Linked DNA regions of Mus musculus: all the other regions are linked to region 3. The links are chromatin loops, found by intact Hi-C in ENCODE. Cell type or tissue: heart. All regions are shown on one strand. Region 1 holds the start of Lig3 (ligase III, DNA, ATP-dependent). Region 2 holds the start of Cct6b (chaperonin containing Tcp1, subunit 6b (zeta)). Region 3 holds the start of Pex12 (peroxisomal biogenesis factor 12).

Region 1 (8,000 bases), 520 kb before region 3:
ATCTTGTCTCAAAAACAAACAAACAAAAAAAATTTAACCCAGATAGCCTACATGGTGAATATTATTCTAGGAGACATGTTAATCTATTAAGATCTCAGAACCTAGTGAGGGGCACCTTCCTGAGTTATTATTGGTTGGGAAGGTTCCAGAAGTTCCTGAAACAACACAGGCTATTACTGTTCTTGGTCTCCCAGCAGAACTAGATGGTAGGCCCTAATGCTAACGATAAAACGGTCTTGGGTTGTAAGACAGAGGATCCAAGCTGGAAATGGCCTCCAAGATTACTTTCTCCTTGATGACTGCCTTTCATGTACTGAAGGGTGCTGTGTAGGATGCCGAGTCAGAAAAGACATCAATGGTATCCCTGCAGCCAACCAGATGATTACAGTACTGACCTTCCAGGCAATGCGTGCCCACTGGCACAATCGTGGCATGAAGGTTATGGGGGCAACCAACTACTTTTGGATTGGATTTGAGATGGGCTTACAGGAAGGAATTCAGTAGCATTAAACTGGCCAAAGTACAAGGCTCAGAAGGTCAGTTTGTCCAGAAGAACCTACCAACTGTTGCTAAATAACATGTTGTCCAGCTACCTTCTAAATATTAATGCTTATCCCCATAGATAGTGCTGTCCTTAAATTTGGGCAGAGTAGTTCTCTCTGTGGTGGTCAGAGTGCTGAGAATAAGTGTCTATTGAGTGTTCAGCCCTAAATAGGGTGTTTGTATCAATCACCCGCACGCCTCCCACAGAGGCAATGGAAGGGAACAGCCGGAGGAGGATGAGGAGTGCTGTGAAATGCTGTTCTTTGCCACGGCCTGACCACTGCCCAGGAAGTCACTGGTGCTACGGTGAACCGAGCAAGGTTAGGTCAACGAGATCAGTCAGCACTCCGATAGGCAGCACTAATGTGTTATTAACAAAATCAGCGAGGCCATAAAGGCAGGCAGGGATGTGTTGGGGGTTCCTAGGAGGATGGAAGGGAGAGATGGGGGTGTATATGATCAAGATGCATGGCTTACATGTATGAAATTGTCAAAGAAAATTTTAAATCCTTTTATTTTTTTTTTAAAGTAGAAAATTAGCCAGGCGTGGTGGCGCACGCCTTTAGTCCCAGCACTTGGGAGGCAGAGGCAGGTGGATTTCTGAGTTCGAGGCCAGCCTGGTCTACAGAGTGAGTTCCAGGACAGCCAGGGCTACACAGAGAAACCCTGTCTCGAAAAAAAAAAAAAAAAAAAGTAGAAAATCACTGGGCATGATGGTGCATGTCTTCAACCCCAGTACTTGGGAGGCGGTACTTCAGAGAGGAGTTCTCTGAGTTTGAGGCCAGCCAGGGCTACACAGAGAAACTGTCTCAAAACAATAACTAAAAAACCCACCAACAAAAAGGTAGAAAAATCACTTACGAGGACTCTGGCCTCTATGTATATATTCACGGGGGAGCATACACACACACATAAATATACACATACATCTACTCACAAAATAATAAAGGAAGAAAACCTATGAAAATGTCAGTTCTTCCCAACTTCATCTCAAATTAGTGCACTCTCAAGCAAAAATCCCAGCAGGTCATTTTGTGGCTATCAGATTTAGATGACTCCAGTGTTTACATAAAAAAGCAAGAGACCCGCTAGAGCCAACATAACCACTAATGGAAAATAACATAGCTACACTAGCTGATGCCAAGGCTCACTCTAAAGCCATATTAACCAACACGGTGGTATTAATAAAAGAACAAGTATATCACTGACAGAAATATGGAGCCCAGAAGTAGATCTTCACACAGTCAAATATCTCTAAAAGAAGCAAAAACCAAAAGACAGACACTGTATGTATTTTGTCCTGTATGTGAAACCTAGATTTAAAATTCTGTATGTACTCTCGTAGATGTGTTTGTAGGTCAAGAACCTAGAAACAGGATTAGGAGGGGAGGAAGAGAGCTCAATGGTACTGGGCATTAATGGTGATGGAACACCCACACCAGGAAGGCAGAGCCTGCACCAGGAAGGCAGAGACAGACACTAACAGGCAGGAGCAATCCAGCTGGAGATGGAGTAGGCACACAAAGAGCAGTGTCGCTGGCAACAGAGGAGAACAGGGTAATCTACACCATGATAAACCCATTATTATATATATCAACTTGAAATTAAATATTGAAACAAGATCTTTCAATGAAGCCCTCCTTGGCCTGGAACTGGACATAAAAACCAGACTGTCCTCTAACTCAGAGATCTGCTTGCTTCTACTTCTCAGTGGAAGACATGAACCTCCATGCTTAAAAAGGTTAATTTTTAACAGGAGCAAATACAAAAAAAGGGACACAAGCAATCCTTTAAAAATTGGTCTTGAAGTAGGGTGTGGTGGTGCACGCCTTTAATCCCAGCACTTGGGAGGCAGAGGCAGGCAGATTTCTGAGTTCGAGGCCAGCCTGGTCTACAAAGTGAGTTCCAGGACAGCCAAGGCTACACAGAGAAACCCTGTCTCAAAAAAACAAAACAAAAACAAAACAAAAGAATTGGTCTTGAATAACCCAGAATCCACGTGCAAAGAGAGAAAGGGGCAGGTAGGACATGGATAACCGACCTTACATTCTTTACAAAAAGCAATTCAGTGGATCACAGAGCTAAATATAAAGTGCAAAACTTCCCCATTTTACTAGGGAAACTGAAGCCCAGACATGAAACTAGATGAAGGTTTACACAGCTCAGGCTAGAACAAAATTCAGTCTGACTGTGCTGTTCCAAAGCCCTATTTTCTTCACCAAACTTGACCTCTCCTTGATGGATCAGTTCTCACTTTTATTAAGAAATACAAGCTTGGCATGGGGGTATACAGCTCAATTCCCACTGTTATAGACTGGGGGGGGGGGGGGCTGCTGCATTGGAGATAAGCCTACAGCTACACAGTGAGATTGTCCTTCCCTAAAATAAAAAGAAAAAAAGAAAAGAAATATCACTGCATCTAGATTCACGCTAAATGAAAGTTCAGTGCTCTTACCGTCAAAAAAAGAAAAAGAAAGAAAAGGAAAGGAAAGGAAAGGAAAGGAAAGGAAAGGAAAGATATGCAATTGGCAGCTTTGGTACCTAGCGCTGTTTCACAGCAGGGGCACCTAAGTCAGAGATGATTATGAATACCATGTAGTTCTCATCAAGCAAAGCAAATACTTAGGGCCTGAGTCTTTTTGTACACTTCCGTCATTAACAAAGACATAATGAACTTCCTTTTAAGGGGTTCAACACTCTTTTATTAACCATTCATTTCATTAGCTCTCGAATTTCATTCATTTAGAAGTAGATGCAGGCAACATGGCAGCGTCAGATGCCTTTCATCCCAGCACATGGGAGGCACAGGTAGGTGGATTTCTGAGTTTGAGGCCAGCCTGGTCTACAAAGTTTGAGTTCCGGGACAGCCAGGGCTACACAGAGAAACCCGGTCTAAGAAGAGAAAGCCTTTGCAGATACCCACTGCTCCTCACCACAGGCTTTCTGTCTGTGGAGTGCTGAGCTGGAGCCATAACAATGGGAGTTAAGCACGCAGCCCCATCGTTTCTGATGCCCTAGTTCAAAGACAGTAAAACCAAACAGGTGAGTGACAGTAAATATTCTTTAACCGAACACATAAAAAATTGGCCAGCAAATAACTGGAATATATGCACTATTACTATTAATGAGGTATTTTACTCTCTTTGGGGAAGTGTTGGGTACTTGTCAGTGTACAGTGTTCATTTACAGCATCTCTCACTTCAGACTGCTTACATTTCCAGGGCTCAGCAACCGAATATATTGCTTGTGATGAAAGGGTTGGTCAGCACAGGGAAAGTCCATTGGGTTAAGATCAACTCCAGTCAAAATGTTCACGCTTCCTCAACTGGAGCCCTTGAGCCTAAGGCCTTCCGAACTCCAAACCCAGGTTTATCCTGCTGCAAGTTAAGAGAAAACAAAGAGCCTTCACCTCATTTCAAACACCAGGATCTAGCTGGCCTCAGTACAGCAGACACTCAACCTTGAACTCCAGAGAGCCTCCCTCGGCTCATTCTCCAGTTCTGTTAAAGACCTCGTCTATCAGCCCTTCATTTCTATGAACAAATAACTGAGCACCTCACACAGATTCAAGCATACACCTTCCTCTCCATCTCAAGGCCACTTTGATATGGACAACAGCCTTTTAGTGAGTCGGCTTGTCTTAGTCTCTCCCCTGACCAGCTTCAACTATAGTGACCCCTCACAGCGTTCTTTCCCTATGGAAAAAAAGCTAAACTCTTCCTCAGAAATAGAACTTAGTTCCACGATCTGCACTTTATTTACCTAACAAAGCCCAACTGTTTGCCCTTCCCAGACTGAACAAGGCCTGAATACTTTTATTTTTTGAAAAATTAGCCATCTTGAACTCACAGAGCCTATTTGAGGTTTAGAAGCACTAGTTCGCTAAATGACATAAACGGGGCCACAGTCCCTGTTCTTCACATTTTCTAATTACCTTTTTAATTAAAGTAGTGCCTTTTAATTCAGCAAAACTCCTGCGGTGCGGAAGACACAGGTGGAACGACTCGAGCTTCCCATCCCTAGGATCACTGCAATGATTTTTCAACACTACCTTCAATATCTAACAATCTGAGAAACTCTAGGAAGTTCAGGGACGCTGCGCCCCAAGCCGCCACTCCAACCCAACACTCAGTTCAAGATTTCCGGGTAGGAATAGAACAGCGACCCACGTGGCGACCGGAGGGGGCGGGGTCCGAGGGCGCAAGTCGGTTACTGCGCCTGCGCCCTGCCTCCGGCTGGAGTACCCGTATTTAAAGAGACAGGCGGTCTATTCATCGTGCGGGACCCGTGGCCTTGTGGGCGCCTGGTCCGGTGGCTCGTGCGGAGCGTCAGAGCCAGGGCAGCCGAGAAGGCAGGTGAGGGGCGGCGCGGCGCGGAGCGGCGGGCCGCGGTGCGCCGTGTGGGGAGGGCCGGGGCCGAACGCGGCGTGGCTGGAGTGGCCGTGGCTCCTCCCCCGCCCGCCGCTCAGCCTGGGGGCACACCCTCCGTGACGTGGCGCCCCCACGGGAGCCCACGGGAGGCCCGCGGCCCCCGGGACCCTGGGCAGCCACCGGGAAGGGCAGGATGCCAGAGTGGGCATTCTCAGGGGGTCGGGGCCGGGCCGCCGCCGGTCCCTCTCCGCCGCCTTGTTGCGCGGCCGCGGCTCGCCCGCACAGCCTGTGGGCAGAACGGCGTGCTGCTTGCTCTTCGGGCTCCCGGCCTCCTCGCGCCGGTCTCCCCGGGTAGTTATTTGTCGTATCCCGGGATGGGCGATACGACACCCTACCCACCCTACTCTGCGGAAAGTTGAACTCCTACTCGCCCTGAGCTCCTCCTCAGCCCTTGCCGGCCTTCACTCGCCTCTCAGATTCTTAACGGTTAGGGCTTGTGTGACCCCCTGAGTCTGCCAGTTACGGACCTCCCCTCCCCCAAGTCGAACATTGTCAAATACACAAGTTTGGTATACAAACTTCAGAACTCCACGTCCGGCTTGCCCTCGTACTCCTTGTAGTTTTCCTAACCACCCCATGAAGTAGTTCTAATCTTTGGGGGGTTTGTTTTCTTGCTTGTTTTCCTTTTGAGACGGTCTTGACGACGTACCCTGGCTAGACAGAAATTTACTAAGTAAACCAGACTTTCTAGCTTCGAACGCACAGCAATCCTTCTGTCTTTGCCTTCTGATATGATTACAGACGAGAACCACCATAACTAGCTCTTAGTCCTGTTGTAATTGTTGTTGTTTTTTTGTTGTTTTTTAAGATAAAACTGGGGCCGGGTGTGGTAGCACACGCCTTTAATCCCTGCACTCAGAACACTAGCTTGCTCTTCCTAGTGACTTCCAGGACAGCCAGAGCTACATAGAAAAATCTATCTAAAAACAAACAAACAAAAAAACCGAAAAATAAATAATAGAAAATAAACTGAAGTCATGCTTGGTGGTTCATACCTATAATTCTAGGGCTGGAGGTGGGAGGATCGGATCGGCCAACTAAGGTGTCTGGCTAGGGTCCACCTTGTTGGAGAAAACCAAGTCGCCTGATATCTGCCCCCACCTCCCCACCCCGCTGTAGATGGGTAGGCTTGGTCTCCAACCCTTTCTTTAGTAGTACACCTGCTGTGCTCCGCTCTACCTCAGCCTTCTTGCTGCTCTGACACAATATCAATTAAAGTTCTCAGCAGAGTGGGGACTAAAAATAGTTTCCAGTAAATTGAAAATTAAAACTGTAAAGCCACTTAAATAATTACAGATATAAGAAGGGATAGGAATAATCATTTTCCACTTGAATTGGTTCATCACTTGCTTAGATTCTTACAGTCCAGTTATTTCAACCTCCCCTGATTCAGGTCGCCGAATTAAGCAAGGGAATTGCGTATTCTGTTTCTAAGGAACAACTTAGAAACAGCTACTCTTTGAATGAGGTACTACTGTGAGCTGCATTTTACAGATGAAATAGGAGCAGAGAGGGAAAGTAACTGAACAGAGCTCACACAGCAGCTAAATGGCTAAGTAAGGCTCTGAACTTGGGCAGTCCATCTGATTATAGACTCTGATTAGTTTTTTTCTCAAAGGGGCCCTCTTCTGAAATCCTAAAACTGTTATAGTGGCTTCATTGTTTTCTGAAAGTGTCTCATGTGTTATATTTCACAGGGAAACTTCATAAACATAATGTAATTTTTCTTGATTTTTAAGACAAAGCTTCAGTATCTTGGTACTATTTAAAGGTCACCATCCACTATGAGTACCTTTACAATCAGTCTCTACAGTGTTGGTGTTGCACACCCCTTTGGAAACTGGTTTTTCCTGTATCAGAACTCTGGGTGGTAAATATTTAATGCATTGGGAAGTGTTTGGTTAACCACGTGCTCTGTATGAGATTCTAGCCATTGAGAAATTGGAAGCCTGGATTCTTCATGTCTGTCTGTCTGTTTCTACCCTTTTATGCAGCTATATGACTTTGGCTTTCAAGATCCTCTTCCCGAGAAACCTTTGTGCCCTTGGCAGAAAAGAACTGTGCCTGTTCCCAGAACAGAATCGCTGGGCTGCCATAAGTCAGTTCAGCCAGTGGTCGGAAACAAATCTCCTCGGTGGGTGCTGCCTTCTCCAGAGAAGAAAGCCTGTCCTAGCTCTCCAGAGAGGTCATCTAAGACCACGTGCCACCCACCTTACTTTCTGGCCAGGGTCGCATGTGGGACTCTGTACTGGCCCCTGTGCGATGGCAGAGCAGCGGTTCTGTGTGGACTATGCCAAGCGGGGCACAGCTGGATGCAAGAAATGCAAGGAGAAGATTGTAAAGGGCGTGTGCCGCATTGGCAAAGTGGTGCCCAACCCCTTCTCAGAGTCTGGGGGTGATATGAAAGAGTGGTACCACATTAAGTGCATGTTTGAGAAACTGGAACGGGCTCGGGCCACCACAAAGAAAATTGAAGACCTCACAGAGCTGGAAGGCTGGGAAGAGCTGGAAGATAACGAAAAGGAACAGATAAGCCAGCATATTGCAGGTGAGGGGAGAGCCTGCTCTCTCAGCTTGCTGGTGCTGAGAGGACCGGGTGCCAGGAGACTGAGGTCTCAGAGATTTCTTTCTCTGTGCATCCTTCTTGGACATAATTTCAAATTCACAGAATAGTTAAAAGAATAGGAACAGTCAGGCTCTCTACACAGATTTCCTTCTTGATAACAAGTCAGTTTGCTTTATCATCTCTGTTTATGTGCTCATTCCCTCTTCCATACCAGGCTTGGTTTTTATTGAGCCATTCAGAGAAAGTTGTATCACCAGGCCCTGGAGGTACCTAGTGTGTATCTTAAAAAATAGGATCTCTTCTTCCGAGATCATAGTTTACCTGTCAGCCTCAGTAAACTTATCTGTCTACTGTCAGTTGACTGAAGACTATAATTGAGCAGTACATTTTCCTCCATTGCAGGGCTCAGGTGTAGGATCGGACTGGGCATTACATTTCATTGTCATATCTCTTTGGCCTCC
Region 2 (8,000 bases), 540 kb before region 3:
TTTCCTCTATGTCAGTCAGTCTTCATAATCACTCATTTGGACTACTAGGAGAGCCTCTGATTGTGGACTCATTAAAATTGTCCCCAGATATTTAAAATGCCAGTCTGGTCCTATCAGTCATTATTGATGTGCTGCTCTTCGGCCTGTTCACTACAGCAATAAAGTGTGTGCTTCCTGACCTGCTAGTGCTCCTCACCCTCGGAGAACGCCTTCCACTGTCTTCCACGACCTCTTCACTATCACACACATGCCCTTAAACTCCAGTTACAACAAGTGCTTGTGGGTCTATACCAGTGCTAAGTGGGGCTTCAGCCTGGAACACCATGCACCTCACATTCCATCTGAAGACTTTGTATCCACGCCCCTGACTACTGCAGGCTAATTTAGCATCTCCATGCTTTCCTGTCGTTTCTATTGTACCCTGTGCTTCACTTTATCATGGTTCAGATATACACTATACACACACACACACACATCTCACCATTGCTAGTCTCCTTCCTTCCTCCCCCAACCCTAGTCCTTGCGAGGTGTCCATCGTTCACCTGTGTTTCAGAGGAACACTAACCCTAACTCAACCAGTGGGATCTAAATTAGCCTAATCAATTCCCCTGACAATGGTATTCAGTTTAAAATGTGTGTAAGACTAAGGTTGGCCCAGGGGAGGATTAAAATGCTATAGCTGGAGGAATGTCTTTATCTTACCCACACCTGCTGAGTCACACTGGCTTCCTCTGATGGTCTTACCTTCAAGATCCATTTTAGGATGAAGCCTTATTATGGGCAAAAGAGTTAAGAGATCAAAAGGACCTATGTACTTGATGGCTGGTTGAACTTTTAAATTCCCCAGTCACAGACTATACACTATTTTCTTATGTAAGATGATGACTGATTTCTGTATAGGTAAGAGAATTTTAGTTGTTTCCATGATTTAAGTCCAAATCTAAATGAGGTAAGTTACAGACACTGAATAGATAATTCTCAAACACGAAGAAGCCAGAATCTCCACTTCAACAAGGTTATGTTTCTTAGATAGTCTCTGAGGAAGACAGAAAACTCAAATAATTATAGAAAAGACGGATAATGTCGAGAGAAGAATACAATTAAACAACAGTACAAAGAAATGTGAATGATGGCTTCACAGGCTGATGAAGAGAGGATTCGGCTAAGTGCTTTAGGAAACAGGGACTAGAAAAACCCACAAAGTGGGGCTGGAGAGATGGCTCAGTGTTTAAGAACACTGACTGCTCTTTCAGAGGTCCTGAATTCAATTCCCAGCAACCACATGGTTGCTCACAACCATCTGTAATGGGATCAGATGCCATCTTCTAGTATGTCTGAAGACAGGACAGCAACAGCTACTCACATACATAAAATAAATAAATCTTAAGAAAAGAAAAGAAAAAAGACACAAAGTGAAAACCCTCCAATCATCTTTCCCATTATTTTTAAAGGAACAACATTTTGTTTCAACTTTTATTAGTTACATTTTCTTTTCTAAGCAGGATTCATGGGTACACGGGAGCTTTCTCTTTAACCTTTCTATATATCATTAAATATTTTATATTTTTAAAAGTATATAATTGCAATAAAAGCCATTACTTTGGCAAAAAATAAAAAGCACTTTCCATTTACAACTGCCTAAGGTTATCTTAATTAAAATTAGTTCTCATCCTCTAAAATTAAATTTAAAAAACTTGCTTTGTGTGAATGTTTAATACCTCAGAAATGTAAAGATCAGCTTGCTTTAGCAACTCTCCAATGATCAGGACATTTGAGGTAGTGCCATCCCCTGTGACATGGTCTTGGGCTGCTGCCACTTTTGCAATGATGGAAGCCGTTGGGTGTTGAATTTGCTGGAAAAGGTAAACAGCAAATTTAAAGACAGAAACTATGATGCGGAAAGCCACTGAATCCAAGGCAGCCCAAGGGACAATAGTAAAATTAACAAGCAAACGTCATGCTGCGCACTTACAAGGTCTGCATTATCAACATTTAGTAAATGTCAAATCCAAAGTTTTAAAGTTGAGAATTAATGAGGTTTGAACATTGTATGAAAGTCTTTGCTTCAAAATGCAATGACATTTCCAAGAAGAGATTAAGCCCTTCAATCTCTAAGAGGAATATATTTATGAACACCGTAGAGGACTTTTTCTTTTTGCATGATTACAGAGACTATAATGAAGTGCTCTGGAAAAGATGTTATTAATTTGTAAGTCTCCCTAAGCTATCAGAATCTATAAACATTTGAAAACTGCAAAAATCATTCTGTTGAGGTTTAATCCAACAGCCATATCTCAAGACTGCAGTATTTAGCTGGCAGCCTTAAAAATACAAATTGTGGTCAGGTGGTCTTGGGGAAGGCCTTTAATTAAAAAAAAAAAAAGTTGGGTTAGAGAGACAGCTTAGCCATTAAGAGTATGTTCTGTTCTTCCAGGAAGTGGAGTTTGGTTCCCAGCACCCAGAAGTGGCTCAAAGTCCAGCTCCAGGGAACCTGAAACCCTTTTCTGGCCTCTGCAGGTACCAGCATACATGTAGCATACATTCATAAAGATAGACCCTCATACATATGAAATTTAAAAATCAATAAAATCCTTAAAAATATAAATTGTGGGCTGGAGAGATGGCTCAGCGGCTAAGAGCACTGACTGCTCTTCCAGAGGTCCTGAGTTTATTTCCCAGCAATCACATGGTGGCTCACAACCATGAGATCTGAAGCCCTCTTCTGGTGTGTCTGAAGACAGCAACAGTATACCCACATACATGAAATAAATATATATATATATACATGGATAGATAGATAGATAGATAGATAAATAGATAGATGGGGGAGGGGGGTAAGGTTGAAGGTGTAGCTTAGTGGTAAAGAGCACTTGCCCAGTATATGAGGGTGCATCACTCAATCTCTAGCATTGCAAAAAAAAAATATATATATATATATTTTTCAAGACAAGGTTTCTCTGTGTAGCCCTGGCTGTTCTGGAAGTTGATCTGTAGAACAGGATAGTCCTAAACTCAGAGATCTGCCTGTCTCTGCCTCTGGAGTGCTGGGTTTAAAGGCATATACCATCAAGCCCAGCTAAAAATTTTTTTTCTTTAATTTATGTGCATCGGTGTTTTGCCTGAATGTATGCTTATGTGAGGAACTGGAGTACAGAGTTGTGGCCTCCCATATGGGTTCTGGAAATTGATCCCAAGTTCTCTGGGAAAACAGCTCTTAATCACTAAGTCATCTCTCCGGCCTGCAATAAACAAACAAACAAACGAACTTTCAGAGTGTACCTTCCCCACCCCAATGTTGAACCTAGAGTCCTGCACATGCTGGGGAAGTGCTCTATCCCTGAGCTGCATTCCCAGCCCATGTGCCATGTTCTTAATTAAAGCTTATACAATTTATCATAGCCAGCAGCAGCTCGGCACTGCATCTAATACCTGAATCCAACACTCAGGAAGCTGAGGCAGGCAAGAAGGGGAGAGGAAATTGTGAATTTGCGGCCAGCCAGGGCTACATAGGCAGCTCCTGTCTGAGAAAAGAAAATGACAAAGAGCATTGGCTCACCATCTCATGAAGCAGTACATTGCCGTCTTTGGTGAGTTTGATGTCACCTGCCCCAGAAACAAGCCTGTAAAAAGGACAATGGTGCTTAACTACACAAGCCAAGAATCAACAAACCCTCCCGAGTTCTTGCCATTTATGGTCCTAAAAACAGTTGACTGGGCTTGGAAACGCTACACTGAGCCACGTGGTGACATGTGGTAGTGACTGCCACTTGCGTCTCATGGGATTAGTTCTCCCGGATGACCTTACAGTAATTTCATTCCAAACAGAGCATTTATGGTTTAAACACGAGCTGATGAGTTATACATGTTGGCTAATGAAAAGTATAAAACAGGGCTGGAGAGATGGCTCAGAGGTTAAGAGCACTGGCTGCTCTTCCATAGGACCTGAGTTCAATTGCTAGCAACCACATGGTGGCTCACAACCATCTATAATGAGATCTGGTGCCCTCTTCTGGCATGCAGGCATACATGCAAGTAGAACATTGTATACATGATAAAAATAAATATTTTTTTAAAAGTATGAAACAGAGTACAAATCTACAAATTTCTGTAGGTTTTTATCTTGGTGAATGTCATGATTCAGCCACTGAATTTAGTTGTCTAGTGCCTTGCATTTATTAAATCACCAAGCTTAGTCAATTCTACAATTAAAATGCCTTTGGACATCTCTCTCCAATTTAATTGTTATCCTTCCTAGACTGCTTAGACAGCATCTTGTCTCCTAATTTGAATCAACCCTCCATGCTACATCTTTCTAAAAGGCAATGGGATTCAGTTTCCTGATCACCAATCCTTCAAAGATGTTACATTCTCTACCATCTTCAAGATAAAAATCCAGGTAATTTATCAGTAACATACTTGGCCTTTTCCAAACTCTCCTGTTCCATCCACCATTATTCCCACAGTAGGTCTTTCTGTTCCCTTAATGCATTATAATGTTTATTTCTGGTGGATTTACACCACTAGGAGGTCTTGATTCCTGTCACTCATTCTTCTACAACTCTGATCAAACATCCCCTGATATCTGAGAGGATTTTCCTTCAATCATCGGTAATTGGGCCCTTTCCTCTGTAAAATCATTTGCATCTCTATATAATTGACATACCTGTCACTGCCATGTCACTTTAAGGATACCATCTCAAAGGCTAGAGAGATGGCTCAGCAGTTAAAAAGCACTTATTGTTTTTGAAGAGGATCTGAGCTTGGTCTCCAGCACCCATATCAAATGGCTTACAACTGCCTATAACTCGAGTTCTAGGGATCTGTCACCCTCTGACCTCTGGGGGCATCTGCTCACACCTGATGCACATAAACTCAGACAGATGTGCACACGTAAATATAAATCAGGTTTTTAAAGGAAAGGACAGAAACTATCCCATCTGTTTTTCCAGCATCTAGTGTTAAGTGGACTCGTTTACTATAAACGCTACTTTGCTCATTCCTCTCAGGGTGTCTCTTTCCCAAGAGACCTTTTGATCTCCCCTACTCTTCTTTCTTCGTAAAACAATGGTGCTAAATAAACATATGTCCAAATGGATGACTAAACATGAAGAACTGTAGGTGCGGAGAGTCCCAACTGCTGGAAGATAATGGAACTTGAATTTGAACCTATGCCTGCCTAGCTCCAAAGCCAGTACCACTCCACCACGTCAAAACAATACTGCCTGCGGCGGAGCTGCAGCCCAACGTCTGCTGAGCGCGCGCACAAGGCTAACAGTTTCTATTGACGGAGTCTTTTCTTCGGGGAGGCGCTCTCTTCCTCGGCTAGAGAATCCTAAGAGCAGGAGTGAGAGAGAGGAAACCGGGTGTCTAAATGTCGCAGCATTGCTCACAGGTTTTCACTGATCAGCATCAGAATCAGAGTGAGCCGCGACACCCCGCACACTCTAGCGGCATCTCACATTTTTAGCGCGCCCTTAGGACCCAAGGTGGGACGCAGCACATCCTGCAGCCCACGGGCGGCGCAGATGTTCACAGCCAAGGCCGCTTGGCTCCGGGTCACTTCAGCGCCAGGGTTAGCGATTTTGATCGCAGCCATGGTTCAACAGTCCAGCCCCAAACTTGCCGACTCCGAACCCTGGCGCCACGCCCACACTCCTGAGTGTGGGCCAATCGGCGCCATAACAGGAAGTGACGCTATCACGCCTCGGAAGCTAGACTCGCCTGAGTCCTGGGCGCAAACATGGCGTCCTCCACCTCTACTCGGACTCCGGCTGGGAAGCGAGTGGTGAATCAGGAAGAACTGAGGCGCTTGATGAGGGAGAAGCAGCGCCTGAGCACCAACCGGAAGAGGATCGAATCTCCATTCGCCAAGTACAACCGTCTGGGGCAGCTGAGCTGCGCACTGTGTAACACCCCGGTCAAGAGCGAGCTCCTGTGGCAGACCCATGTTCTGGGAAAGCAGCACCGGGAGAGAGTAGCGGAGCTGAAAGGCGCCAAAGGAGCAACCCAGGGCCCGTCGACCGGCACTGTACCTCAGGCCACCAAGAGGAGAGCGACGGATGTGGAGAGCCAAGACGCCAAGAAAGCCAAGGCCTCCGCGGGACCTCAGGTACAGCCCTCCACCTCAGCCTCGTCCGCCAACTTGGATGCCGCTAGGGCGGCCCCCAGTAAACCTGGACTCGGTTTACTGCCTGATTATGACGATGAGGAAGAGGAGGAAGAAGAGGGAGGTGGAGAAGAAAGAAGGGACAGCAGCAAGCATCTTCCGGATGCACAGGGCAAAGAACACTCGCTTGCCTCTCCGAGGGAGACAACAAGCAATGTGCTGCCAAACGATCCGTTTAATACAAATCCTCCCAAGGCCCCCTTAGTTCCTCATTCAGGGTCCATTGAGAAAGCAGAAATACATGAAAAAGTGGTGGAAAGAAGAGAGAACACCGCCGAAGCATTACCAGAAGGGTTCTTCGACGACCCTGAGGTAGATGCAAAGGTCCGGAAGGTGGATGCCCCAAAGGATCAGATGGACAAAGAGTGGGACGAGTTTCAAAAGGCTATGAGGCAAGTCAACACTATCTCTGAAGCGATCGTTGCTGAAGAGGATGAGGAGGGACGGTTGGACCGGCAGATTGGAGAGATTGATGAGCAGATAGAATGTTACCGCCGAGTGGAAAAGCTGCGGAATCGCCAGGATGAAATAAAAAACAAACTTAAAGAGGTTTTGACCATAAAAGAACTTCAGAAAAAGGAAGAGGAGAATGTGGACAGTGACGACGAAGGAGAATTACAGGATTTGCTGTCTCAGGACTGGAGGGTAAAGGGGGCTTTGCTGTAAGGTTTTGAAGACCCAAGCTTTCCATCAGTCCCCGCTGTCCCTTAAAAAGTGCTGTGTCCAAGTTCTTGGGTTCCTCTGACCTTGGATACCCCTAATTGTTGGGATAAAGTAAGCCAGTGAGGAGTAATACTTTGGGGATGGTACTGTGTGCGGTGCTATTTATTATAAAATGTTTGAGGTAAAACCGTTTTTGACATTTTTGAAATTATAACCACAAATTGCCAACTTTTTCATCTTTACAGGTTCAATGTGGTTTTTCAGTTGTAAAATCTAAGTTGTAAATATTGCACATAGCTAAGTATATATTTATATAAGTCACTCTGTTTTGATCCTTATATTAGTCAGATAAAAAAGACACATGTTTATATGACCTCGATGTATATATATTTTCAAGCCTTAAACTCCAAGGGTTGGCGCTTTGGGAAGGTTGTTTTTAGAAGGCCACTCATAAACACATATTCTTCATAAAGCAGTGGATGGGTATTCTTTTTTCAAAAGCATACAGATGTCCAGACTCCAGCACAGTGTTTCTTTTGACAAGATCAATGATTGCTAAGTTGTACATCAGTATCACCTGTGAAACTTTTGATTGTTCATGGAATGTCAAATCGCCTATGAAGCTTTAGTGCCTGAGCCCCATCTTAAAGAGGTTTTGACCATAAAAGATTCCATAAATTAAATGGGATCCAGATGACAATATTCTTGACTATTCCCAGGTTATTCTAGTATTTGCCCAGGTTGGAGATTCAGCTGCCTTAAGTGTAAAACCTATCTATATATTTTTCAGGCTTTGTTTTCCTTGAACATGCTCTGTAGTTTACTGTACTCCCTGCCCCCGAGTGCTGCTAAACAGATCAGAGCTATGGGAATGCTAGGCAAGTATTCTCCCACCACCAAGCCAGTTTTCAAATGAAGGAAATATTACCCCATTGAGTTGGAAATTTTATTTTTGTGGTAAATCAGGCTTGTGTTTACAGGTTCTTTCAATGGCAGGAAGATAGGTAAGTTGCTAGTAAGGCAATGCCAGTTACCTTATTCTAGTTATTGATATTTTAAAGTTTTCCTTGCTTTGGAGGATGAGTGTTTTATATACAGCATCTTCCAATTTACTATAATAGCTAAGACATACTGTTCTAAGCCTAGGCCAGTCAGGATTCTAAGCACTTTA
Region 3 (8,000 bases):
GATAATCCTGATTCTCCTGCTTAACCAGCTTGGTAGAGAGCAAACCAAAAGGTTAGGATCGAATGGATATATCCTTTTAAAGAAACCCATGTAACTACTTAAAGTTAATGTAGTTATGAATCAGGGAAGTATCACTGTTGTCTGCCATACTAAAACCGTCTCATGGCCTTAGAGTATAGAACTTGAGTGGTGAGATAATGCACTAAGCTCTTTCAGTTCTCTGGAGAGTAGAGTTTAATTAGATGCTGGACTTCTGTTGGATACCCTGTAATGGGACAGGCTTGGTGACTCCTCACATAATTAAACACACAGCGGTAACAGAATACATAGCCAGAGGTGGCAAGAACCGTATCATTCACTCGAGTTTTACGACAGAGTGGGCACACTGTTTTCATTTTGGGTAAGAGGGGAGAATCAGAGTTGTAGTCTAGGTGTACAGGTGGTGGTGGAGTGGGCAGGGCAGTCAGTGATTTGATGGCTTCTTGGTTCTCAGAAGAGTACCACCAGTCAAGAAACTGCAGGAAGAATACACCCACAGAGAGGCCAGTCGAGAGGGATAAGGCAACACCTCCCACAGCTTTCTTCAGAGCTGACTTTATCTTCTCACCAACGCTGTTGGGAAAGGAGAGCAAGAGGCAAAGAAAAGAGTTTATTTGTATGTGGTCACAGAGTAATGTCTATAGGTGCAGTTCCACACTTGATGTGCTGGAGGGTCTGTTGTAAGCCAGTGTATATCTAAACTCTGGTGTTCTGGTTTTTAAAAGATTTATGTTTGTGTCTGCTTGTTTGTACACACACCAAATGCATGCAGGTGCCGTTTGGGCCAGGTGACCTAAAGTTATAGGCAGTTGTAAACTGCCACATATGGGTTCTGGGGGTTGATCTCTGTTCCTCTGGAAGAGCAGTACATGCCATTTACATAACCACGGTGCCATTTCTCCTGCTGTACCCCAAACTTCTTTGTTTGTTTGTTTTTGTTTTTCGAGACAGGGTTTCTGTGTGTAGCCCTGGCCGTCCTGGAACTCACTTTGTAGACCAGGCTGGTCTGGAACTCAGAAATCCGCCTGCCTCTGCCTCCCAAGTGCTGGGATTAAAGGTGTGTGCCACCACTGCCCGGCCCCCAAGCTGTTTTTAACAACAGAAACTTAGGTTTTGATTTGAGAAAGGCATCAGATACTTAACTTTAGAGAATTTTTAAATGGAAGATAGATAATCCATCCAGAAGAAGCAGTTTACCTAAAAAGTAACTTATCAACACTGGGATGCATACATGTTGAACTTGTGAGAGAATTAACACTCCACAAAGGTAATGTTGCATCCTTGGTAAGAAGTCTTTAGAATTAATTATATCGCTTTGCCTTGAATCTTTGCTCTGCCATCTTCTGGCTAGTGGTTCCCTCAACTGTTAAATGAAGCCACTGCATTTAATTCAGGTTGTGATGAGGCATAAGATAACACAAAGCAAATACCACGCATGGGGCTCTTACATACACCAAGCATGCACAAAGGTGTGCCTATTATGAGAGAGGTCACCAGGATGGTGGCCCATGCTTTATGGATGTGAGGAATAACTTCTGTGACTTAATAGCTAGGGTAGACCGGATGATTGGTACAAATTTTCAAATTTTGTTAATAAAGGGGTTTTAGGAATGGCCTTACCTTCTGACGGGCTCCTGCATTGCACTGGCTTCAACCAGTCTCTGTTTGATAGCTTGCATGTCCTGAGCTGTCAGTCGAGCTAACCGAACTCCAGCCAGTTTCAGCAGGGGAGAGTGATGCTCAGCTTTCCCCAAGATGTAACGCAGTTGTTGTGTAAGAAACCAGCCTTCCCAGGCCATGTTAACAAAAGGGTAGGCCGCCAGAAAGGCTCTGTAGAATCGTTTCCAGCGAGAAGAAGGGGGGTGAATAGAGTATTCGTCTTCTTCTCTCAAGCTAGAAGCCAGCTTCTCTAGCTTCACTTTCAGATAGGGAAGAAGGACAAGGAACATGGCAGATTTCCAGAGGTGTTCCTTGGGAAGACCAGCACTGGCCGGTCTCTGAAGATGCGGCGAGCTCCCTGCCACAATCCGCTTTAAGCCATAAAAGTGTTCAGAAAATGAGGCACTAGTTCTAGAAAGATAATGCTGCTGGAGCAGGAAGTCTAGCAGAGTGAAGATTTCATCAAACCACCGCCAGAGGAAGCCATAGTGCGCAGGATTTGATTCTGCAAGAACCTGATGCAAAAACATTTTATTACAGTCTTCAGTTTGTATTCACATCAGCCTTTTCCTTTTAAATTCAATACACCTGGCTTAAGTAATTGGCTTTTGGGGTATAGTCTGAGTTCCTGAGGTCATAGGAATGGAGTACAGAGCTCTTTGAATGGATGCCCATTAAGTCCTGGATACAAATGACACATGGCGATCATTGCAAACTTAGGGTTACTAGTAAAATGTTTGGAGTTTTATCCAGTCGTCCCTGAAACGATTCAGAGAAGTAATACCTTACCTTGACCACATGCTGAAGAGCGGGTCTCACTGCTGTCATTAAACTGTCCTGTGCTACCACCTCAAAGATGGATGGCTGGTCGTCCGCCACTGAAGCAGTTGTGATGTGAGCCCCATACTCAGCCATTGTGTCTTGTGTGAACTGGGATTCACTTTTCCCACGAACACTCTAGTGAGCATGAACTTGTTTTTGTATCAAACGGGTGCTGAGTCTTAGTCCTTCTGCATGGCACCTGAAACTAAAAATTGAATTTTACAGGAGTGAAAAATCAACGGGGGTGGGTGGGGGGAGCTTATATGGAGGCGGAGGAGAGGGAGTCTCAAAGTAAGGACTGTTAACTCCGGAGCTGGGGACGTGGCACGTGGGGTCTGGGGAATGACTTGTCAAATGCTGCACCTCACAGGGCAGAGCGTGACTCGGAGGCGGGGAGTGGGCCAAGAAACGTGTCGCTCGAACCGCAGTCCGGGAGCTGCGAGGCCCGGCTCCGGCGGCTGCCTGAGAAGCGCCCGTCCTTGCTTGCTGACCTCGGGCACGGAGCAGAGGACCCGTGACGCCACCTGCGAAAGGAGGTCTCGGCTTTGTGACCGAAACCGTACCCGGAAACAGAAGCTCCGAGGACCTCCACACGGCGGGCGGAAGACAGGCGCTCTAGCATCGAATGTAGCCCTGAGCCGGAACTCGGGAACTCTATGACCAACTGGGACTTCCGTTTCCGCCCCCCTGACGACGAGGCGACGGGTTAGTGCAGTGAGTGCATTCTGTTCCTGGTTAGCTCTGAGCGAAGCTTCCTGGAGGGCGGTACTCGAGCCTCTGTGCCGAGCTGGGGTCCCTGCCTGACGCCGGTTGCCATGGGAGATCAAGCCAGGTCCTTTCTGCCAGGTGGTGCTTAGCTCAAAGTCGGCCACCTTCCCGAGTGTTAGTCAGTTATCAGCAAGTTTTACTAAAATGACAAAAGATTCATTCTTGCCTACCAGAATTTAGGACGGCTACTTTTTTACTTACTTACAGACAGCTTAACTTGTCATCCATGTGTAAAATTAAGTTATAGCTCTAGGCACATTCTGCTAGATGAAATTGATTCCTGCCCTCCAGCTCAGTAGGTATTAGCAGTATTAGCAGCGCAGGGATCGTTATGATTCTCGAACTGAATAGTAGCATTCAGCTCTAGAGGACCTTAGGGTATAAAAGTGGGCAATTGGTTTGTATAATGAGAACCTTATAAAGGGATTGGTTTTAGTTTCAATTTAAATTTTGAAGTTTTTTTATAGTTCTAAAGTATGATCCATACTTCACTAAAGTCACTGTCAGAAGTGCAATTGTTGAATTTCTAAAAAGTATTAAAGATTTTTGTTTTAAATAATGTTTGTTTCAGCTTAAAAGTTTTTTTGATTTTTGGTTTTTTTTTTCGAGACAGGGTTTCTCTGTGTAGCCCTTGGCTGATCTGGAACTCACTCTGTAGACCAGGCTGATCTCGAACTCAGAAATCCGCCTGCCTCTGCCTCCCGAGTGCTGGGATTAAAGGCATGCGCCACCAACGCCCGGCTTCAGCTTAAGAGTCTTAAGGTTTATGTACATATCCTTGGCTAGCATTCAAGTTGGCTTTCGTGCTCAGCCTTGAGTTTTAAGGACCCGAGAACTACATAAAGCATCTGGTAAATATCGCATGCTAACCAATGGGGTCTTAATTTTAAAAAGATTTTTAGGTTGTACTAGTATTTGCTGGCACATATATGTATGTGCCACATGCAGCCTGGTAACTGCAAAGGTCAAAAAAGTATGTTTGATTCTCTGGAACTGGAGTTACAGACCATGTGTGTGCTGGGAACCAAAGTCAGGTCCTCTGCGAGAGCAACCAGTGCTGTTAACCACTGAGCCATCTCTCCAGCCCACCAAGCCACCTCTCCAGCCCACTGAGCCACCTCTCCAGCCCACTGAGCCATCTCTCCAGCCCACTGAGCCACCTCTCCAGCCCACTGAGCCACCTCTCCAGCCCACTGAGCCATCTCTCCAGCCCACTGAGCATCTCTCTAGCTGTTTATGCTTTTAAGTGAATAGCAAAAACACACAGCTAAGAAATAGCTAAAACAGGTAGAAAATGAAACATTTGCATCAATTAAGGTTTTTAGTTGCAAAGAACAGAAGCAGGCTATTTTAAAACAAAAGGAACTTAAACTCTAGGTGGGAAGGCTGGAGAGATGATGGGCAGGTGAGAGCACTTGTTGCTCTTGCAGAGGGCCTGAGTTCAGTTTTCAGCACCCACATTCAGAGGCTCACAATTAACTGTAAGCCCAGCTCCAGGGATACAGTGCTCTCTCTGGTCTCCTGAGGTACCGACACATACTTGTACAGATGCAACGTTTAAATGGAGTAGCTCACAAAACAAGATAGCTCAAAAAGAACAGGACTATATAACTCCCTTAGCGTTCTCTCTAGCAGGAATTAGTAACGTTTCATCCAAGTAACCTTGTTACAGTGAACAAGTGTCAAGTGCTCATTGTGTCCACGGTCAGATTCTTCTGACAGAAGGTGCTGGCATATATATGTAACCCCAGCGCCTGAGGCAGTGGGCTACCTGGCAGTGAGGAAAGGGGGAAAGAGGTGAAAGGGGGAGGAAGGGGGAAAACACCCATTTGAGCAATCTTGGTTTAAAGTTGATCAATCATGGTTAGCCAGAGGGTCAAGATTTCCTGATTAATGGACCCACAAGACTACTCTATAAAAAGGAAACTGTATTCCATGAGAAAAGGAAAAAGTTAAAAATAGTATGTCCTGGTTGGTTATATAACTCAGTGGTAGGACGTGTGTGAAGCCCTAGGATCCTTTCCCAGTTCTGGAAAGAAAAATAGTGTCAGTTTTTATTTCAATTTGGTAATGTGCCAGTTTTTAGTTACCAAATAATGCATTAAAAACCCCAGTCTCAAATGTGTAGTCTAATAGAAGGCACATGATTAACCTTTCTATTAGAAGGCATTAAAGGCTAAGCCTGACCATCAGGTTTGGAGATCTTAAGTATATATTAAATGTAAGTTACATAGGAAATTATTTAATAGATGCTCAGTAAATAAATGTAATTGGGTTAAGTCATCTGTTTTGTTTTTCAAAGACAGTTTTCTGTGTAGCCCGGGCTGTCCAGGAATTCACATTGTAGACCAGGCTGGCCTTGAACTCACAAAGATCAACTTACCTCTGCCTCTTGATTGCTGAGGTTAAAGGCTTGTGCCACCACACCCAGTTGCCTTGAGTTTTTTGTTTTTAATATATAAAGATTTATTTTTTTTTTTTAATGTACACAAGTACACTGTAGCTGCCTTCAGACACCAGAAGAGGGCATCAGATCCCATTACAGATGGTTGTGACCCATCATGGGATTGCCTGGGAATTGAACTCAAGACCTCTGGAAGAGCAGCCAGTGCTCTTAAACACTGAGTCATCTCTCCAGTCCTACCATGAGTTTTTTAAGTTTCAAATCTGGCGGCTGGAGAGATGGTTCAGTGGTTAAGATCACTAGCTGCTCTTTCAAAGGACCTGGATTTTGTTACCAGCTCCCGCATAGCAGCTCACAGCTGTCTGAAATTCCAGTTCCAGGGGAACACTCTCTCACATACATACATGCAGGCAAAACACCAATGCACATTAAAAAACAAAATGAAAAAAAAAAGATTGTTCAATAGTAGAGTGAGGGGTGCCTGGTTAGAAGCACCACTAAGCCTTGGAGTCTAGGTATATAGATAGAGAAGTTCAAAGTGCTCTAGAGGCAGAAAGAAGCAAGAGGGCTTAGTTTTAGGCTTGTCTGAGTTACACAGCCCGACGTTGGTCTTTCTTTTCTTTTGAAGCTGGACATGGTAACTAAACGCCTGTACCAGTTTATAGTTTCCTAATGAAACCTGTATCCACAACCTGTTTTAGGTACCTTATACCACTCAAGCCTAAGGGCGGGGCAGGAAGGGGGCGCTAATAAGTTTCTCCAGTCTTGTTCAATGTAGGGATTCAAACTCAGATCTGAATGCTTCTTAGCCATCTTTGAGTCGCCGTCTCCTAGTTCATCCGTCCGTCTGTAGTCCTGGTTTCTATCACCTCTATGGGCTTCTTAACCTTACAAGCAAATTAGCTGAGGTTTGTGTTTGAGCAAATAGGATATCTCACACAGGTTTCACAAAAATCTTGTTCACGGGAATAAATCCCGAAAATACCCACTTATTGAAGATATCCGGTGGGAAAGCAACTGCGGGTCTCCTGAGTGTATAGGCAACTGCCCTATCCCTGAGACAGGGAAACCTTTCCGTTGCTGAGGCGACAGACACGACCTGGCCGTTTGGTTCTCCCGCGCACCCAGATGACGTCAGGCGGCGAGATTCTCTTACGCCAAAGCTTCCGGCTCACCATCTTTGTCCCTGGCAAATTGGGTTTTGCGCAGTGGCTTAGATCTAGAGAGAATCGTGACGGGCAGGAAACCATTACACCACCACCCCGGCTGTGCTCTCCGACTGCCGCCGCCGCCGCCGCCACCCCGCCCTTGCCTCCGGTGAGTTCAAGGCGGCTGGCTTTGGGGTGTGCCCTGACTGACTCGCGGTGCTTGTGAGGGAGGGGAGCCCCAAGCCGGGTCATAGGCTCAGGAGGAAAGGAGAGCCGAGGAGCGTGACGGTTGAGGGTGGAAGGAGTCCTCGGGTGTGACCGTTGTGAGGGAAAAGCTGGGAGAAAGTGCCTCCATCGTAGTGACCGTGGTGGCCTGGGGCTGCGCTCCGGTGTAGCAGCGGGAGTTGGGGGCTTCGGAGCGAAGCAAGGTTCCGAAGACCGGCTTGGGGAAGGCTCAGGCCAGGGGTGTGGCCGCTGGAGGCCGAGGGAGAACCACCCAGCTCTCCCGTTTGACATCTGTTCATTGAGAAAGAAGCTCCGACGTGTCTCCACGACTAGGGAGAAGGGATTCCCGCGACCGTTTGGTCACTGAAACCTCTCTTGTCGCACGTATTTGGGGTTAAGAGGCATCTCTCCTTACCTAGTGAAAATTGGACAGATTTCTTGACCTGGGGAAGTGGATAAAGAGAATGGGGACTAACTGTACTTCGAGGAAGGAAGGAGAAACCTGCATAATTGAGGCCACCCCCACCCTCTGTGTAAGAGGGGAAAATAAATCTTAGCATGGAATTTTGTTTTTCTTTTTTTTTTCCCCCCTCCCTATATTCCCTGGGGTTATCAGGAGCAGTCTAGTTTGGGCAAGGCTGTAAATTCTACTAGAAGTGAAAAAAAAAAAACAAAACAAAACCCTGGAATTTCCTGCTATTTCTTTATTCTTTGAATTCACAGGATGTATTAGCTTTTTGAGCAGCCCTCTTTTTAGGAGAAGGCTCTTATTAAACTCAAGCAATTTAGTTATGAAGCAGTGTGAATGTGTCATGGATGCTTCGCTGAATTTTTTTACTTTTAGAAGGGAGATTTTTTTTTCTTTTATTTTAGTGGCCAAACTTTTTTTTTTTTTTTGCAACCTTTGTGGTTTAAAAGACAAAGAACACACTGTA

Evidence for each region. A loop is a pair of places that touch in the nucleus more often than their neighbours do. Peaks named below come from ENCODE experiments on the same cell type or tissue, not always from the same donor. Only the 100,000 strongest peaks of a DNase experiment are listed, where the experiment ranks them.
Region 1: it touches region 3 in a loop (2.0-fold over the local background); 2 of 42 quality-filtered maps call a loop at or near these places.
Region 2: it touches region 3 in a loop (3-fold over the local background); 3 of 42 quality-filtered maps call a loop at or near these places.

Annotation. Positions count from the first base shown.
Region 1 is chr11:82,776,379-82,784,378 of GRCm38, forward strand. It overlaps Lig3 (ligase III, DNA, ATP-dependent), which reads left to right and starts at 4,731. Exons shown (of 20, transcript NM_010716.3): 1 at 4,731-4,898; 2 at 6,968-7,521. The coding sequence starts at 6,972. It overlaps Gm11423 (predicted gene 11423), which reads right to left and starts at 4,664. Exons shown (of 3, transcript NR_126067.1): 1 at 4,478-4,664; 2 at 3,757-3,920; 3 at 3,223-3,557. In heart, a CTCF peak has its summit at 4,688; DNase peaks (open chromatin) are centred at 4,753 and 5,033; H3K4me3 peaks cover 2,854 bases; H3K27ac peaks cover 2,295 bases.
Region 2 is chr11:82,758,632-82,766,631 of GRCm38, forward strand. It overlaps Cct6b (chaperonin containing Tcp1, subunit 6b (zeta)), which reads right to left and starts at 5,690. Exons shown (of 14, transcript NM_009839.3): 1 at 5,460-5,690; 2 at 3,557-3,620; 3 at 1,719-1,853. The coding sequence starts at 5,596. Zfp830 (zinc finger protein 830) reads left to right here and starts at 5,714. Exons shown (of 1, transcript NM_025884.4): 1 at 5,714-8,000. The coding sequence starts at 5,741. The coding sequence ends at 6,832. In heart, a CTCF peak has its summit at 4,005 (motif pointing left); a DNase peak (open chromatin) is centred at 5,690; H3K4me3 peaks cover 2,525 bases; H3K27ac peaks cover 1,923 bases; H3K27me3 peaks cover 310 bases.
Region 3 is chr11:83,295,829-83,303,828 of GRCm38, forward strand. Pex12 (peroxisomal biogenesis factor 12) reads right to left here and starts at 3,149. Exons shown (of 4, transcript NM_001364762.1): 1 at 2,884-3,149; 2 at 2,488-2,725; 3 at 1,660-2,213; 4 at 1-612. The coding sequence starts at 2,613. The coding sequence ends at 213. It overlaps Ap2b1 (adaptor-related protein complex 2, beta 1 subunit), which reads left to right and starts at 6,869. Exons shown (of 22, transcript NM_001035854.2): 1 at 6,869-7,009. In heart, CTCF peaks have their summits at 3,140 and 5,809 (motif pointing right); DNase peaks (open chromatin) are centred at 2,563, 3,163 and 6,873; H3K4me3 peaks cover 4,220 bases; H3K27ac peaks cover 3,742 bases.